Regions from separate parts of the Homo sapiens genome. Here region 2 is linked to region 1. Evidence: chromatin loops called from intact Hi-C (ENCODE). Cell type or tissue: right lobe of liver. All regions are shown on one strand.

What was found. Hi-C counts contacts between places; a loop is a spot of excess contacts. Peaks named below come from ENCODE experiments on the same cell type or tissue, not always from the same donor. Only the 100,000 strongest peaks of a DNase experiment are listed, where the experiment ranks them.
Region 2: it touches region 1 in a loop (3-fold over the local background); 8 of 110 quality-filtered maps call a loop at or near these places.

Annotation. Positions count from the first base shown.
Region 1 is chr1:216,118,310-216,120,809 of GRCh38, forward strand. All of the region lies in intron 21 of USH2A (usherin), which reads right to left. Among named protein-coding and RNA genes, the nearest start is that of USH2A-AS2, 47 kb to the left of the region's middle. In right lobe of liver, a CTCF peak has its summit at 1,500 (motif pointing left); no DNase peak of the experiment used is centred here.
Region 2 is chr1:216,219,805-216,222,304 of GRCh38, forward strand. All of the region lies in intron 14 of USH2A (usherin), which reads right to left. The region is part of intron 2 of USH2A-AS1 (USH2A antisense RNA 1); the gene reads left to right. Among named protein-coding and RNA genes, the nearest start is that of USH2A-AS1, 27 kb to the left of the region's middle. In right lobe of liver, a CTCF peak has its summit at 1,546 (motif pointing left); a DNase peak (open chromatin) is centred at 1,547; H3K4me3 peaks cover 480 bases; H3K27ac peaks cover 382 bases.

The sequences.
Region 1 (2,500 bases):
TTAGCACTATTTTTACCCATTACAAAACATAAAGCTTCTAACTAGAGACACCTTGAATACCTGCAAAGTCCAAGAAAAAAGGGAACCAGCAGCTTGAGCCATCTCAAGGACTTCTCTATGGGAACAGGAGCCTTAGCATCCTCACCTACACAGTCCAGCTTCTCATAAGCACACAGACCTCTATCACACAGAACCTTAGTTCTGTGTCAAAGTCCAGTAAATCCTTACTCTATTCAAGAAATGTATATTGAGTGTCTCCAACAGACAATGCTCATCACTGGAGATACTAATATGGAAAAGACATGATCGCCACTCCAAGAGCTCAGAGTTTAAAAAGACAATACCTGGTTTCTGTTTTTTATCTTTAGTTAACATGCTTCTTGTTCACTTTCCCAAGATCTAGGCTCTAAACAATTCCTGATCTACAAACTCTGCTGGGGTAACCCCCTTGCTATGATACCACCCTTTAATATTGAATGCCCAGTTCATCCTGTCAGCCACCCATTAAAGACCTCAACAGGTCCCCTGGATTACATCCACAGAAAAAAGCAAGTTTCTCTCCATGTACAGTCTTAAACTCTTGGCTGTGCCCAAACAGAGACTAAACAAAAATGTCTCATTTCTGAACTAGTGTTTAGAAACTCTGTTATGGCAGCACTAGGACTGAATGCCGCAAGTGTGCACAGCTTCTGAGAAACAAAGGACTGGCTACATTCTAGAAAAGCTGGTTGTTTCATCACAATACAGAAATTAAAAATCACTAAGCTATTACATGGCAAACACATTCTGTTCCATTTTATTTATTAGGATGGTCTTATATGAACTATTCAAAAGGCTTATTTTTAAAAAAGGAGTTCTCCCCAACCCCATCACTAAATAGTTCAGTAATCACTAAGTAGCCATTTATTCAATTTGGTAATGGTCTGATTAAACAGCTCTCTAGTACACTAAAAACCATAGAGGTGAAATAAAACATTAGAGGTAAATGATTTTACCCACTGATGCATTTTCTCTCTGTTTCTAGGTCCTCCCTTTTAAAACTAAGTCAAAATCTGGTATATTTCAGTGGAACTGAGTTGTTTAGCTTTGTGAGTATCAGTTGCTACTCTAATATTACAGTATATAATATAACATTATATATATGGTATACATAACAATATAACATATAATATAATACTAAATGTAAAGACCAATTATTCAAAGCAATAGGAACTCTATGTTGTTTTAAAGTTCTACTACAATTTAATTTCACATATATTAATTTTGGTAAAAGATGATGTATTTTAATTAAACGAAATATCCCATATAAATATATTTTTTTATTTTTTTCCAGGAATTTTGACAAGATAATTAAACAAAATTGAGCATGTATATCATTTCACTGCCTTAACAGAGGCTCTTCTCCTTCCAGACTACCTTCTGAGAATGTTAGCAAATCTATTGGTCCCACAAATACAGTTGTGATACAAACCATTAACAGTGCCATCTGTTGGTAGCAGGCAATGTTGATATGCTTTCTTTCTATGGTGCAATTTCATTCTTATCTATAGACATCCCTAGGTTGAAAGGAGCTTCTCTTCTCCCAGATGGTTATTTCCAAGTGCACAGACATTGATGGGTTTGCTTTTCCTCCTCAACACCTAGCCAAGAGTCAGGTACTTCGTGGATATTCACTTGTTTTTTTTTATTGAAAAAGAATAAAATCATAAACATTTTTCTAATGTGGATTTAGAATAAAATAAGTACAAAAAAGCAGATACATATTTTTTTCAGTCATCCAGGATTGCTTAACCTTAAAATGCAAGTTTTGTTTGAGATACTATTAATGACTCTTGACATTTGACTATAAGATTGAAAAATAAGTCATTTAAAGTTTAGGACCGCTATTAAAACAGGTCATACTAAATAGCAAAAAAAAAAAAAAAAAAAAAAAAAAAAAAAATGGCTGGGCACTGTGGCTCACGCCTGTAATCCCATCACTTTGGGAGGCCAAGGTGGATGGATCATCTGAGGTCAGGAGATTGAGGCCAGCCTGGCCAACACGGTGAAACCCCGTCTGTATTATTTATGTATTTATTTATTTATTTAGCGATGGAGTCTCGCTCTGTCACCCAGGCTGGAGTGCAATGGCGCGATCTCAGCTCACTGCAAGCTCCGCCTCCCGGGTTCACGCCATTCTCCTGCCTCAGCCTCCCGAGTAGCTGGGACTACAGGCTCCCGCCACAGCGCCCAGCTAATCTCTTGCATTGTTAGCAGAGACGGGGTTTCACCATCTTGGCCAGGCTGGTCTCGAACTCCTGACCTCATGATCCACCCGCCTCGGCCTCCCAAAGTGCTAGGACCACAAGGGCGAGCCACCGCACCCGGCCTCGTCTCCACTAAAAATACAAAAATTAGCCGGGCATGGTGGCGGGCACCTGTAGTCCCAACTACTCAGGAAGCTGAGCAGGAGAATCGCTTGAACCCGGGAGGTGGAGATTGCAGTGAGCCGAGATGGCGC
Region 2 (2,500 bases), 100 kb after region 1:
CTGTCAAGATTTATATAGATAAACAATTTGTGATGTTTATTGACCAGTTCATTATGGTAAACAAAACAGGAGTAAAGCATCACTAATCTCTGCCAGCACTTTGCTATGATAGTTCTCTTTGGACCCTTACATAACTCAGTATTTGCTGGTTACAATGGGAAAGAAGTTGGCCTCTGTCTCCTACATCACAAATTTCATATACCTTCCTTTCTTAGGAATTTCTTCCAGTTGTGGAAACAGTGAGAGAAATGGTTATCCTAATTATTACTGTTGAAACCTAACTATTAATGAAAGGAATATGTTTCAGTAATGCACATCATTGTCAGAAAATTCATCATCTGAGGGAGAACTGCTGTAGGAGGCCCAGAGATATATCCCAAGATATATAGGTCAATTTATTGACATTTCTCTTTGTACACCCCTCCTCTCTATGGGGCCTCAGCTCATGGGTACTATCAAATTGATTTAAATATTGATTGACATAAATAACATTCATTGAGGGCCAGCTATGTTCCAGGACTGGAATAAACATCAAGGATGTAGAGATGAATCTTATAGAATTGCCCCGGTCCTCAAGGAGCTCACAATCTCGTATGCAAGAAAAAACGGAAACAGCATTAATAAAGATGTATCCAGACTCTAAAGGTCCAGAAAAGGGGCAACTTAACTAGTCTGGTAGCAGAAGAAGGGATGGGAAGGGTAATTTTAAGTAGAAGTCTTGGAGGAGATGCTTGGGCTGAACGTTAAAAGATGAGTAGAAATAAGCCAGGGAAGTCGGGGAGGGGCAAAAATAGAGAAAAAAAAGAAAAAGCAGAAGAGGGTATGAAATTGCAAGCACCTCAGTACTCCTGGATGTAAATTCATAATGAGAAATGGTGATAGATAAACCTGGAAAGGTGAGCAGAAGTAAGATAATGCTACCTTGGGGCAGTGGCAAGGAGCAATGGAAATGAGTAGGATAGACCTGAGAAATGTTAAGTAAAATTGGTAGAATGGGAGGCCGAATTGAAAAGAGAAGGGAGGATAGGTATAAAGTTACTCCCGGTCTTCTAACTTGCTAATGGGGATGATGAAGACATCATTCAACATAAAGAACGAAGGAGAAAGAGATCTCCAATTGCTAAGGGATTTTAGATAAGGATTATTAATAAACAAAAGAGAATGAGACTTCAAGGCAAATTGGAGAAATTCGGCAGAGTTTTTTTGTTTGTTTTTGTCTTAGTTTTTTCCATCAGTCCCTAACACAAAGGCTAGCACACAGTAAGGATTCAGTAAATATTGTCGGATACAGGAATTAATAGTGAATAAAGCACCAGGGAAGCTTTAGACTTAGGATAGGACACCGGAGATTAATCCAAACATGGTTTGTAGCTCTAGTAACAAGTTAGCTCTTTTGAGCCCCTTTTTATTGGCTTAACTCTGTCCCCCTGGCTAACCTCACTCCCAGGGAATGGACAGTTTTCTTTAAGAGCTGGTATCTGTTCAGATTCTCTTAAACCAGTGTTCTCAGTTCACAGAATTCGGTGAGTGCTACAGTGCCCTCTAGAGGAGTTTGGTTTTCCCCGATTAACAGAGGAGCTGTGGTTTCATTGAGCTTCTTAGTTTCGCTTTAGTTACAGACTACTAACAGCATCTGAATTCTCTTGGAGATGGAATCAGAATTATAGGAGAGGGATTTGAGGCTTGGGCATCCACGCTGTGTGAACTGAAAGCCATATTTACATGGCTTATTGAACAAGGAAATACGAGTGCCTCATCTGAAAGGGAGACGTTAACAGTGTGCAACCCCACCCTCTTTGGTGAATTTCCCAGGCACAAATAGAGAAACTCATAAAAGCTGGACCAGGGGCAGTGACTCCCTTGCATCCATGCAATAGTGACAGCTAAGTCCAGGCAGCTTGCTCAGCAAGGTTCTGATCTGAGAACACTGTCTCTTTCTCCTTTGTTGACACTCCACATATTTATGCAAATAACTAAATAACTTTCAGATATGATAGCAGAATCAAATTTTTAAAGTGCTCACAGATAGAAGAGAGATTTCACTTATTCTCTATGGTCTCAGAAGGCATAAATAAGACTAGGCAAGAAAGTCAAAAGACTGCAACTTTTTGGTCAATATAAATAATATATTTCTATTTGTTGAAGAATTACAGCTGTTTGAAATAAACATGAGCTACTTCATGAGACAGTGAGCTCCTTTTAGTTCCATGTTTTGGAGCAGAAGCTGAATGGCCATTCACCAGTTTTTCTGAAAAGGTGATTTACGCAGAGAAATGTATAGGGTAGAGTTTAACCAAAATTACTTTTAAGGTTCTTTCCCAGTCTATAAAGTTATGATTCTATTATGCTTAGTGAGACTAATTTGTCCAAGGTGACAGTAAATCTAGTTACAAGGTCAGCAATCTTTATCTATAAAGGATGAGATAGTAAATATTTTAGGCTTTGCAGGCCATATGAGCTCTATTGTAACTCAACTCTGCTGCTGTAGCAGGAAAGCAAC